Linked DNA regions of Homo sapiens: region 2 is linked to region 1. Evidence: chromatin contacts called from ENCODE Hi-C or POLR2A ChIA-PET data. All regions are on one chromosome and are shown on one strand. Each heading gives the region's core, a stretch centred on a gene start or an enhancer-like site at or near the end of the contact. The rest is flanking DNA. Distances are from core to core; before and after follow the strand shown.

What was found. A loop is a pair of places that touch in the nucleus more often than their neighbours do. ChIA-PET counts read pairs that join two places held with the same protein, here RNA polymerase II (POLR2A). Pooled maps may share reads with other maps.
Region 2: a loop to region 1 is called in a map of tibial artery, with 2.6 times the contacts of the local background. The contact joins two enhancer-like sites. A Hi-C loop is called at or near these places in 4 of 168 maps with a recorded cell type or tissue (aorta, gastrocnemius medialis, heart right ventricle and 1 more) and 6 of 50 pooled maps. POLR2A ChIA-PET finds 5 or more read pairs at or near these places in 4 of 52 experiments (AG04450, H1 and WTC11).

Annotation. Positions count from the first base shown.
Region 1 is chr12:119,151,383-119,158,396 of GRCh38, reverse strand. SRRM4 (serine/arginine repetitive matrix 4) reads right to left here. Exons shown (of 13, transcript NM_194286.4): 11 at 4,748-4,858; 12 at 4,014-4,154; 13 at 1-1,902. The coding sequence ends at 1,599. Among named protein-coding and RNA genes, the nearest start is that of HSPB8, 24 kb to the left of the region's middle. RefSeq lists enhancers at 3,695-4,225, 4,226-4,758. Within about 2 kb of position 3,759, at least 2 of the 41 ENCODE cell types and tissues checked have a DNase peak (open chromatin) inside an H3K27ac peak, as active enhancers do.
Region 2 is chr12:119,185,189-119,191,602 of GRCh38, reverse strand. HSPB8 (heat shock protein family B (small) member 8) reads right to left here. Exons shown (of 3, transcript NM_014365.3): 2 at 4,515-4,578. Among named protein-coding and RNA genes, the nearest start is that of HSPB8-AS1, 4.3 kb to the right of the region's middle. Within about 2 kb of position 2,467, at least 9 of the 41 ENCODE cell types and tissues checked have a DNase peak (open chromatin) inside an H3K27ac peak, as active enhancers do.

The DNA of each region.
Region 1 (7,014 bases), core at 2,510-5,009:
AAGAAAAAGGACTATTTTCCAAATGTTTTCCCTGGGGTGGGAGGGATAAAGAATGTTTGGCCCTTGCTTCCCCATAACCCAAAATATCCAAAAGCTGGGACCGGTCCTCTCTCCCTCGCTCCCTCCGTGCCCTGTCCTGCTGCTGTTGCCACCACAAACTTGAAACTCACCCACAAGCCTCCGGAAAGCCAGTCAGCTGGTGAGGGGGATGCCCAAGAGTTTATTTTAAGGATCTTATTCCTCACCTCCCCGTTCTTAGCGCCTTCTGTGGATGAAGCAGCTGGTGGTATTTGTGGATCGGAGATCAGCTTACCCTCTCTGCCCAGCCCCAGCCAGGGGGGACTTGGGGTGAGGGCAAAAATAAAGGTGGGTCTTTCCCAAGCTGACAAGAAACCTCAGAAGCCAGCAGGAGCCCAAGACATGGCATATCCAAGCCCCTCTCCCCTGCACTCTGGATTCGGGTCTTTTCCCCCAAACCTGAGCTGCTGTGCCCCATCCTGGCAAAATTCCTGAGAGGCAAGGGGAGTGGCTTAAGCTGAAGGGTGGGTGGGTAGGTGCCAGGCTGCACTGGGTGGCATCCAGGGCGTGGCAGCCTGGGCAGAGGGGAGGGGGCTGGCAGGCGCCAACCGGAGGGTAAGGCCAGACTGGCTGGCGCTGGGGCCTGGCAACTGGCCATGGCACTGGGGAATGTTCAGCAGATGGTCCCGTGGAATTAAGTTGGTGCCAGCTAGTGGGGCTGAGGCATATTTGGGAAGTGGGGCTGGAGACCAACCTGTCCTGACTCTTCCACTATCTCCTTTCTCGTGAGGTTGCAGGGCCCCTGTGAATGGCCAAGAGGTGTTTTGTGTCAGCCATGCAGTGGCCTCTTCACAGCTGGGATCTGCTGGGCTCTGTCCCCTTACCATGCTGAGGTATTGGGAGCAGCAGCTGAACCCTTCCGTTTTTCTATCTATCATCTTAACCAACTCCTATCTCCTGACACCTCCCACCAAGTCAAACGTCCCCATCTGGTATTCAAGGATATCCCTTCTTCTAGGACCCAAATGTCTTCCAGCCTTTGCTTGGGCCTGTTTGAGGAAGTTAAAGGCCTGACCCCGTTATCTTGAACCTGAACTGCCATTGGTCTCCTCTTTCACCCCTCTCAGACATGGGGGTCCATCCACGTGCAGCCATGAAGTTGGACTAGTGGGGCATCCGGGGAGGTGGGGAGAATTACCACGGGCCTCCTGTGAGCAGTGGAGGAGAAGAACTGTCTCCACATTTTCCTGGCCAGGGCTCAATTTTTGAGTCACAGACCCATTGCTTCTCACAAAACCTTGAAGTTTTCTTTTCTTTCTTCTTTTTTTGTGCCACAAGATGATGGTTCTTTCCATATGCCCAGGCCTGAGCTGGGCCCCAGGATGATGCTGGTAGAGGCTCCTAGCAGGCTGATCTAGAGAGTGAAGCCCCCTTACCCTCTTCTCCTCTTCCCCTAGGCAAGCAGGAAGGACAAGGTATAGGAGCCCTCACTATTTGTCACCAAGAAGGCGGGGAGGGCAGGTGGTTGGGGGAGGCTGGCAGCGCGAAGGGGCCCCCACGGGCAGCTGGCTCAGGGGCACTTAGCGCCTCGTGCTGGAGTAGCTGTCTGCTGAGCTGTAGCTCCGGCTCTGGCTCCTGCTCCGGCTCCGGCTCCGGCTCCTGCTCCGGCTCCGGCTGCGGGAGCCCGGACTAGGGCTGCGGGAGCTAGAGCTGCTGCTCGTGCGGGTCCGGCTCCGTCTCCGGCTCCGGCTCCGACTCCGGCTCCGGGAGTAGCTGCGGCTGGCCGAGCGGCTACTGCTGCTGCTGTACCAGGAGGAGGTGCTGCTGAGGCTGCCGGATGAGGAGGGGCTGGGCCGATAGTAGGGGATGGGGCGTTTCCGGGCACTGCAGAGACCAGAGAGAGGAGGGATGAGGGCCGGCCCCTCCGTGCCTCCCCGCAGCGAGCCCCAGTCTTGTCCCAAGGGAAACCAATATCCTCCCTTTCCCCAGTCCCTTAGGAAAAAATACTCCCTTTCCACTTCTCTTGCAGTGCTGAGAACACATCAAAGTAAAAGTCTCAGCTTAGTGCTAGTATGTCTTGAAAAATGATTATCTCACTTTTTTCTTTCCCCCATGAAGCAAGCCTGGAGCTCAGAGCCTTCAGCTTGCAACAGAATCTACATCTAAACTTTAATCATAGTTTTGTTTTCCTATTTTTACTTTTACTAGAACCATCTATTTATGGCAAAAGAGGCTAATTTTCCATTTACTGTACTGTATCGTTTCCTTTAGAAATAAATGTATGAACCTTTGAAAAGAGTCATATCTATTTAAAGAAAATTAAGAATAGTACAGTTGATAAACAGACAAGTCATATGTGGTCAAGATACTGGTGAATGACTAAAGATTGGGAAACACTGAATGGGTTAATCAAGATGAATTATTTGAGATTGACTAAAGAAACTAGACAGCCATTTGGAAATGCCACTCTCTATCTTAGCTTTCCTCTAGGTTGACCCCAAAGATAATAATAATACCAACAACTTCTATTTTGTGCTTATTATCCTGGCCACTTAATAGCTGTGTGACACTGGATCAAGGGAGTGGGTTTAGAAATTATGCTAGGAATTATATTGTATTATATTATATTAATTACATTTTTTCAGACAGGGTCTCGCTCTGTCACCCAGGTTGGAATGCAGTGGTGCGATCTCGGCTCACTGCAACCTCCACCCCACTCCAGGCTCAAATGATCCTCCCACCTCAGCCTCCCAAGTAGATGGGACCACAGGTGCACACCACCATGCCTGGCTAGTGTTTTGTATTTTTGGTAGAGACAGGGTCTTGTCATATTGCCTAGGCAGGTCTCAAACTCCTGAGATCCAGCAATCCGCCTGCCTTGGCCTCCCAAGGGTTTAGGAATTCTTTACAAGCTGAGGCAGGGTGCCCTGTGGGATATTGGAGAAGGGGACCCATCACCCCAGCCTTGCTATCTGGGAAACACATTCTTTTTCCTCCTCCAGGTCATCTCCAGGGAGAATCCCTGATTCCTCAGTCCAGTGTCTGGACTGAGTGGCAGATGCCTGGAAGGCCAGCAGGAAGAGCCCAACCCAATCTTAGGGCAGCATTCAATCATTCTCCCAGCTTTCAAGGCCTGAGAAATTTGCTTGCACTCAGACTTCTCTGCTAGAGCTTTTCTCTTCTGAGGCCTTACCTGTTCCAGGAACGGTATCCACCTATTCTGACCATTCAATCAACAATGGCACATTGTGTACTCTGCATTCAAGTTTACAAAGCACGTTCACATCTTTTTGCCCCTTTTCATTTCATCCTCATGCTTCTGGGAGTTATTTCTTCCAATATCTCATGGGTGAGAAAACTGAGGCTCAGGAAGGTAAGAGCCTTTCCTAGGTCACCTGCAAAGTGGTACATTCAGGATTCCAATCCACATCCAGTGCTCTCCGGCTTATCCACCGTGGCTCCCTCTAGGTCCCTTTGGGAACTAAGCAATCCTGTTTGTCCTTTCCACACTTGGTTCAAGGTATAATTACATATAGGTTTATTTAAGCCTGACAGCTGAGTGTACAGGTCTGAGGGTAGAGGTCTGTCTCCGCTGCTCGGGATCCACCACCAGGCCAAGGTCCTGCTCCATTGCTTTGGCCTCCATTCCCTGGCCTGACGCCACTCTCTCCCCCAGCTCCGCCTCCCCGGCCCCAGCTCCACCTCCCCGGCCCCAGCTCCACCCTCAGGCTTTGGCCACTCCCCCATGCCACACCCGATTCTTCAGGCTGGCCCCGCCCCCTTCTTGCAGGCCCTGCTGGTTGAGCTGGGAGACTCAGTCCCAAGGCTTTGAACAGACACGTAATTTCAATGATGTTGGGGTTGGGGGGACCATAAGCTCGCACAATCCTAAATCCCAGCCCCAAGGAGGCCTAGGGAGAGCCTGAGGCTCGAATGAGTAAGAATGGGAGTGGGAACGAGGATGAAGGTGGGTCCCCCTTGCCCCCTGGCCTCACCTGGTTATCCTCCGGGCCTCCAGGTGGCTCGGGGAGTCTCTCCGGCGCTTTCTCATAGGCGAGTAGGACCGACGTCTCCGACGCGCTCGCTCGCGCTCCCGCTGCTGCGAGTCCTTCTCACTGTATTTGGGATCCCGCTCCCTGAAGGGGCGCGGGGGGTTACTGGGGAGCTGGGGCTGGGCTGGATTTTCTGCGTGAGCGCGTGGGAGAGGGACACTCCCTTTCTTTCCCACCCCACTGGGTCACGGGATGGGGTCTGCACGTTGCCGCAAGGGAGACCGGAGGGAGGATGACGGGGCTGCGGTAAGAGTCTGCGAGGGTTGTTAGTACCGTAGGGGTGGGGGCTGGGCTTGTGCAGGGGTGTCAGCATTTGCAGGTGGGCATCATAGCAGGGCAGGTGCTGCAGGGGTGAGGACGTGAATGTTACGCAGGCCCTGGTGCGTGGGTAAGAACTGGGGGCTCTGAATATGGGGACGGTCTGTAGAGGCTGAGGGCTGGGGATGTGAATTCTGGGGTATGTCTGCGGGACTGTTTGGGCTGGAGACATTAGGAAACAAGGGTATTTGATGCCTCGCTGCCACTCCTGATTGGACAAAGGGAACTGTAAGAATGCTGAGTCAGGGTCAGACCTAAGAGGAAGAAGGCCCGAGAACGGGGAGGCGGGGCCAGAGAGGAGGATCAGAGCAAAGGGGTGGGGCCTAGGACGGGCCTAGTTTGAGGGGCGGGGCCGGTACCTGCTGGGGCTGTAGCGGGAGTAGCTAGGGCTGCGGCGGGACCTAGAGCTTCTGCTGGGCGGGCTCCTCTTGCCAGACTTGGAGGAATAGCTGGGAGAGCGGGAGTAGGACCTGGGGGAGAGGTAACAGCCTCTGAGGAGCCTGCTGAGTGTCCGCCTGGGTTATCCAAGACGGCTTGAGCTTTATTCAGCGGGTCCCTGGGCAGTGACCTTTTTCTTTCTGGAAGCCAGGCAGAGGAACTGGGCCCCGATCAAAGAATGAAAGCCCCTCCCCACCGGTGGTTAATAATAATACCAACAACTTCTATTTTGTGCCTACTATCCTGGCCACTTACTAGCTGTGTGACCTTGGCAGATGATTTCGTTTCCCTGGGCCGTTTTCTTGTCTATAAAATGCAGGTAATAATAGTCCTTACCCTAGACAATTGTAAATTGAATGAGTGAATTCGGGTAAATCACATAGCATATTGGCACCTATGCTAAGTATCAATTAGACAGGACATAGGAAATGTTAGCTATGACTATGACATATTTTATTATGTGCCAGACATTGAACCAGTGCTTTGTGTGTATTATTTAATCCTCAACACATCTTAGGGTTAGGTACTATTATCAATTTCATTTTATAGATGGGGAAACAGAGGCACAGAGAGATGATGCACTTCGCTAAACACAGCTGGTAAGAGATGTGAACCCAGGACTGTTTGCCTCTAAGCCAAATTTAATTCACGTCTGTTTGGTTTCAAAGTGCTCTTGATTTTTGTAGACTATATTGTTGTGCATCTACATGACTAATCCTTATGCTCCTCCTAGTCTTCTTTGCTTTCTGTTAATGCCTCCCACTTTTAGAAAACAGGGGCAGGAATAGCTCTTCCCTTCTCAGTGCCCTCAGCAGTGTCCAGCTATGGTCACTGGAAAAATGTGCTTTTGCCAACTTATGCTTTGGCTATGCATTGAGAGATATAAGAAAGAGTCAAGATGAAACCTGTTTTTGGATACTTTGAAAGGATATTATCAGAATTTCCATTCACTGCACCATATAGAGTCCCTTTTCTGTGGAGCCATCTGAGTCATTTTTCATAGAATTAAAAACCTGAAATAGCTGCTCTTCTGAGCAACTGGTTCAATTCTTATCTTTTTTTTGTTAATAATGTAGTAAATGAGGGAGTAATTTTCCTCTTTGCTTTGTCTGTCAGGGAGCTCAGACGTCATATTTGCAGCTTACCTCCATAGCAACTTTACAGAATGGTAGGACGTACTTTTGGGACTGTCTCCTGACTTAATTTTATATTTCTTTCCTTAATTTTTCTTTTAGCCTGATTTGCTCTTCTATTTATGTCACTCTATCATGTTGAATATTTTCATCAGTTGCCTTGTCTCATTTTTTGGAATGGACCAGTCTTGAGATGACCAGCTAAATAAGCAACTGTTTTTTGATTGTATAGTTGCAAAAGAGGAACAATCAAGCTCCTATTGGGAATTTCTTTTTGCAGAGGAAAGCTGGACTCCCTGAATTTATGGGTTGATTCGTTTGGATAGAATCTTCCGATTTCTGAGATTTCATGTCTCATTCTGCTACATTATTATTCTACATGAGGCAATCAAGCGATTACCAATAGCTATTGAAACTGGGTAGCAGAATGCAAAAATGGCCATAATTTTTCTTCTCCCAGTGTCCACATCCCCTGCAATGTGACTTTGCAGCTCCTTTCACTGAGAGGAATACCCTTGAATCTGTACTGGTCTTGTGACTTGCTATGGCTAATAGAATAGCAGAAGGGATGCTAATTACTTCCAAGCCTAGAAGCCTTGCACAATACTGTGCTCTCTCTTGGAATTCTGCCATCACCATGTGAACAAACCAAGACAGGCCTGCTGGAGGAGGAGAGACCTCATGGAGTAGAGTGATGAGTCAGCTGGGGTCTTTCAAACTCTCCAGCCCCCAGCCAACCCACCAGTCAATCAAAGGCGTATGAGTGAGCCCAATGAGATCAGAAGAACCACCCAGCTGAGCCCAGCCCAATTGCTGATCCACAGGATCAGGAACTAAGTAGCACTTGTTTTAAAGATGCTAAGTTTGGGGATAATTTTCTATGCAGAAGTTAATTGATACACATTAGCTCATTCTCATGCCAATAGCAGCAATAATAACTGATATTCATTATGTTCTGTGTACTGTTCTAAGTGCCTTATAGCCCTCAGAACAATCTTTTCTGGTAAGAATTGCTATTTCTTCATATTGCAGATGGGAAAACTCAGGTTCAGAGA
Region 2 (6,414 bases), core at 1,218-3,717, 34 kb before region 1:
TTTCTTTCTTTCTTTCTTTTTTTGTGGGTACAACAACCTGTAGCCACATGAGCCGTATCTACCCAGGAGATTCCTTGCCAGATTGGAACCATGGAGATGAACAAGGCTGCTTCTGGGAAGCCCATTTGGAAGAAAAAGAGGGAACTAGAAAGCTGCCAAGTCAAGCTTTTGAAGCGGAGACAAAGTCAAAAGTTTAGACCTCCCTCCCAATGCTGGGGATGGGCTGACTGTTTAACCATGTGCACACCAACCCAGTGCACACCAGGTACAGTGTGACAGGGTGGCTATGGCCTAGAGCATGGGTTTTGCAGGCAGGCTGACGTGCATTCAAATTCTGACTCTTCCTGACCACACAACATGGGGCTGGTGATCTTGACTCTTTGAACCTGTTTCTTTGCAGAAAAAAAGGGGGCAATAATAGTACCCACCTCTTAGGGTGGAGTGAGAATTACGTTGCAGTCTTTGACCTTACATGTTGGCATCTTGACAGCAAGATGGAGTATCATACAAATTGCAGGATCATTGAACCACAGAGTATCAGGGCCCCAAAGGATCTTCCTGATTGTCCATGACAATGCTCTTATATTACTTATGGGGAAACTGAAACTCAGAGAGATAGACAAGTCCAAGGTCTCTAACCAAGTGACTTGTATTTAAACCCATTTGGTGGGAAAGTAATTCCTCTTCAGTTCTCTTTCAGTGCTTCTACTTACATCTGAAGGAATGTCTCTGCTAAGTACTAACATGCCTTTAACGCCTTTAGCCTCTATCACTTGCTACCTTCCCTTTTTAACAATGAGAGAGCTGAGGCCCTTAGGCAGGCAATATTATCTAGTTAGAATTTAACCACAGTTTGCTTTCATTGGATTTATTTCATGATCGCTTTCCTCAGTGAACATTTCAGTGATAAGAATTTAACTTTATCAAAAATGAGATGATCTAAAAGAAAAAAAAACCTTTAGTAAATCATGGTACAGCAATGTAAGCATATAAGGCAAAAAATAGTGAAGATGGGATGTGAATGACGGTATTGCAAATGACTGTAATTTGGTTTCCCCTAACCAAATAGGAAGATCATGGACTTTGAAAGCTGAGACCCAAGACCTCTCCCTCTCCTCCTTATTCAGTCCAAATGGGGCTTTTCACACAGAGATGGATGTGTTGAGATGAATTTCCTTGCCATGGTTAAGGCAAACAGCTGCAGCATCCTGCCTGGGTGGAAATCTCCAAGGATCTCAGCCTGGCTGAAGGAATCTCCCTGTCCTCTAATGACTGGAGTTTTCCCTGGGAGAGGAGGCAACGAGGACTCCTGAGATTGGTCCAGAGGTGTCCCAGACCCCAGTTCGACTCCTAGGTGTCTAGAGTCTGGGCAGAGCCAGGAGCTCCCAGGAGTCCCAGCTGCTGGAGTGTGAGTCCAGCCTTGTGAAGCCTTTTCATAATATTAATTCCCATGGACCAAGCCCTGAGTCTGTATTCCATGCTTAATGCGTTATACACATCCTCTCACTCCCATCACAACCCCTCCATGCAGGGATGTGGGAATGGAAGGTCAGAGCAGTTAAGCAAGTTGCCCCAAGTTACCCACTCACTTTCTCATGGAGCCAGGACTCCCTGCACCCGGAGCTGAGATTCAAAATATTTAACAACTAGTGCAGCTGGGCACTGACCATTCAGAAGGGATGGGTGCATGTCATAGTGATGGAGGAGGGTCCTGGGACCCTTTAGTTGTTGGAAGGTGGAGAGGTTTAGAGGGTCCTGGGGACAAGATCAGAGTGACTGGGGTTGGCTAGGGAGGGCTCAGGGCAATAGCTAGCCAATATTCAGGGGTCCCCATCCCCCGGATCATGGACCGGCACCCATCTGTGGCCTGTTAGGAACCAGGCTTCACATCAGGAGGTGAGCAGCAGTTCAGCCAGCATTACTGCCTGAGCTCCGCCTCCTGTCAGATCAGCAGTGGCATTAGATTCTCATAGGAGCTTGAACCCTGTTGTGAACTGTGCATGCGAGGGATCTAGGTTGCATGCTTCTTATGAGAATCTAATGCCCGATGATCTGAGGTGGAACAGTTTCATTCCCCAGTCCATGGAAAAATTGCCTTCTACGAAACTGGTCCCTGGTGCCAAAAAGGTTGGGGACCACTGAATATTTTAACAACTAGCCCAGCTCAGCAGCTGAGCACCAGCCTGGAGCAATTTCAGGCATTTCTCATCAGGTTACTTCCAGCAAGCTATCTCCCCTAAGGCCTTGGAGCATGTGAAATACACACACACACACACACACACACACACACACACACACACCCCTTTTAAGATGATTAATTCACTTCTTTCTTACACAGTCCCTTTTACAGCTATGCCCTGCTTGTGACTCCACCCTGAGACCTCATTTGAGCCTTGACATCAGCTTCCCCCCACCCCCTGCCTTCCTTCCTCTCCCTCAGCAATGTTTAATCTGCTTGCTAAACCAGGGAGAGGTGTGGGGCACGGAGATGCCAGGCAAGCCAGCAAACACGAAGAACAAATGGTTTGGCGTTTGCCTTATCAGGAAGTGTCCACAGGCTTCCAAGAACTGCAGAGGCTGTGGGAGGGCCAGGGACGGACATGTGGGGGAAGAGACAGGAATGTAGAATCCCAAGCTGGAAGAAGCCTCAGAATTCAGCTAGTGTGATCTCTCCACACACAGAATTTCTTTGCAAAGGCTGATGGAAAAGTTAAGAGTCAACAATAACAATAGTAATAATGAACTCCCACTTATGAGGACCTACGCTGGGCCATGACCTTATGTCACTTTCAGCCAGGAACTCTGCAAGGCTGGAATCAGCATCCCTTTCACAGATGAGGAAACAGCATTCCTTGCCCAAGGACTGAGCATGGAACTCAGAGGTCAGGGATCTATTCTGGGCCCTTCTAAATTCTAGCTGTAAAGACCTTGGGTATGTCCTTTCACCTGTGGGAGACTTAGTTTCCCTGTATTGCAAGGAGGGTCATGTCTCCTCTCCGATGCACACTTTTGCTGCAAAGGCTAAATGCAACGATGGCTTGGAAAAGAGTTTAGGGGCCAGGCGCAGTGGCTCACACCTGTAATCCCAGCACTTTGGGAGGCAGAGGCGGGCAGATCACTTGAAGTCAGGAGATCAAGACCAGGCTGGCCAAACATGGTGAAACCCCGTCTCTACTAAAAATACAAAAATTAGCCAGGCATGGTGGCATGCACCTGTAATCCCAGCTACTTGGGAGATTGAGGCCGGAGAATTGCTTGAACCCAGGAGGCAGAGGTTGCAGTGAGCTGACATCGTGCCACTGCACTCCAGCCTGGGCAACAGAGTGAGACTCCATCTCAAAAAAAAAAAAAAAAAGAGAGAGAGAGAGAGAGAGAGTTTAGGGGCCAGAAACGCACATAGTGGAGTGACGCTGATTGCTGATTAGGGAGAAGGTATGTATGAAGCACCTGGCAGTTGTTTAAGTGCAGCCATCGTGACCACACTGTGCAACTCTGCTCCCTATAGGTACTGCCAGCTAGGGGCTCGTGGTGGCTTTGGTTCATGGCCTCAGCCTGATTGTCCTTGGCTGCTCTCACGGTTCCCCCAGGCTCCCTTTCCCTGTTAAACATGAATCCCTTCTACTCCCCTCAGCAAAATAGCTCTTCCTGTGTCCCAGTGTCTCAGCCTCCAAACCTCTCTGGGTAGTATGCAGTGTTCTCAGGACACTTTCCAACTTCATTTTTGTGGATGCCCTAGAGAAGGTGCTCATTTTCCTGGCAGGGCAGAGGCTGAGCAAGCAGCCTGGAAGATATTCTGCTGGGGCATTTGGGGAATCAGGGGATGGTCTTTCTGGATGGTGACAGGGGTCCTCCCTCAGCTATGCCCCATGGGTAGGGGCTGTGTGATTGTGGACAAGTCATTGTCTTGCTTACCCTCAGATGCTTAGTCTATAAAAGGGAGTTGTTCCCCGGGTGCAGTGGCTCAAGCCTCTAATCCCAGCACTTTGAGAGGCTGAGGTGGGTGGATCGCTTGAGCCCAGGAGTTCAAGACCAGTGTGGGCAACATGGCGAAACCCCATCTCTACTAAACAAATACAAAAAATTAGCCGGACATGGTGGCACATGCCTGTAATCCCAACTACTCAGGAGGCTGAGGCACACGGACCGCTTGAACCCAGGAGGTGGAGGTTGCAGTGAGCTGGGATCACACCGCTGCACTCCAGACTGGGTGACAGAGTGAGACTCGGTCTCAAGATAAATAAATAAATAATAAATAAATAAAATGGGGTTTTTAATACCCACCTCACAGGGCACCGAGCAGATGAGATGATGCAATCTATGTGCTCCCCCTTCTGGGACCCTATTACAGGTCTGCTGGGATATTTTCTCCTCGTTAGGTGTGAGGGTTCAATTCCCTGCCCCAAGGAGGTGTCTTAAAAGAGAGATGCCCAAGAGGGAGAGACCCCAGATCATGGGTCCCAGGTGTGCCCCCTCCTCCACTCCCACCCTGAGCTCCATGACTCCAGGTTACTTACTGGATTTTCTTTGTGAAGTTCTTAGAAACAATGCCACCTTCTTGCTGTTTCTCTTCATGTTTGCCTGGAAGGAAGAAAAGTGTGGCGTGTCAGCATCTATGTTCCTTGGGCATCCTTCAGGACTGAGGCTTGGGTTCAAATCCTGGCCCTGGACCTGCCTTGCTGTGTGACTTAGGCCTACCCTAGAGACTCTAGTTATCTAAGCCTCAAGGACCTTGTCTGCCATACAGACCCACCTAAGTCCACTTCCAAGGCTGGCTATGAAGGTGAAATAAGATAATTGATGGAAAGGAGGCGTAGACCGTGGTTTGTAGTTAATTAAGGGTTAGTCTGAGGAAATCGCAGAAACTTCTGTGTTGTACCAAATCTTCCATGTGTTGTACCAAATCTTCCAAGTCTCCCACCTGACTCCTCTTCTCTAACCTGCCAGTAGAACCCTGGGTCTGACATCCCAGACTGGATGGCAGGCTTGAAGCGGGGTCACATGCTGAGGGCGACTCTGCCATGTAGCTTGCTTTATAGCTAACAGAGTGCTTTCCTAACTCTGAGCCCAGACGTCGTTCTCCCTTTGTTTCCAACATGGAAACTGAGGCTTGGTGATGGATCCAGGGTCGCCCAGCAGGTCCCTGGTGGCTCTGAGCTTTGAATCAGCTCTCTCTGAGTCTAGGCCAAGTTCTAGGTCCTGATGCCTCTCTGCTCTTGAATTTCTGTCTGTTCCAGCTCCCGATTAGCTCTTTAAGCCACATTATCTGTACCCAGTAGTGAAAGCACAGCCTGGAAAAAGAATGCTTCAATCTGCCAAAAACACCCAGCTTTTCCTAAGGGCACTGTGGATGTGAAATTCCACCAGACCTCTCGCCTCTTAACCTGTGGTAAGAGAGGGCTTCCCAACCCCCTCAGGGAGGAAAAAGATGAAATTACAAGAAGACTTGGGCCTAAACTGGTTTTGATCTTGTAATGTATATAGCACATTCTAATTCTCTCGGTCTCTCCTCATTCTTTTTTTCTTTAATAGAGAGAGTGTCTGTAGTTTCTCTTTAAACAAACAAGATTAGTACAACAGTGGGGCCATTCGGCTGTTACTTTTCACTCCTCATTTGTGGGGCCACCTTCTGGAGGCAAGAACCCTCATTTACACAGGGAGGTGCTTCTGAGGGGCCTTGAAATCTAGAATGTAAACAACTTTGTTGAATATAGCAGTCCAGATTTTTTTAAACTGACAACTTATAGCTAATTACTTTTAATTATTTCTTTGTTAATAGCTTTTTTTGTGCTTTAAGATAGTGCATGTGTATGTTAGAAAATGCAGAAAATAGGCCGGGCATAGTGGCTCACTCTTATAATGTCTGCACTTTGGGAGACTGAGACAGGAGGATGACTCGAGGCCAGGAGTTTGAGACCAGCCTGGACAACATAGAGAGGCACTGTTTCTAAAAATAATAATAATAATAATAATAGGCAGGGCGTGGTGACTTATGCCTGTAATCCCAGCACTTTGGGAGGCCGAGGCAGGTGGATCACGAGGTCAAGAGATCGAGACCTTCCTGGCCAACACGGTGAAACTCCGTCTCTACTAAAAATACAAAAATTAGCTGGACATGGTGGCACGTGCCTATAGTCCCAGCTACTTGGGAGGCTGAGGCAGGAGAATTGCTTGAACCCGGGAGGCAGAGGTTGCAGTGAGGCGAGATCGCGCCACTGCGCTCCAGCCCAGCAAAAGGGTGAGACTCTGTCTCAAAATAATAATAATAATTACTATTATTATTATTATCCAGGTGTGATGGTGTGTGCCTGTAGTCCTAGCTATTTGGGAGGCTGAGGTGGGAAGATTGCTTGAGCCCAGGAGTTTGAGGTTACAGTAAGCTATAATGCACCACTGCACTCCAGCCTGGGCAACAGA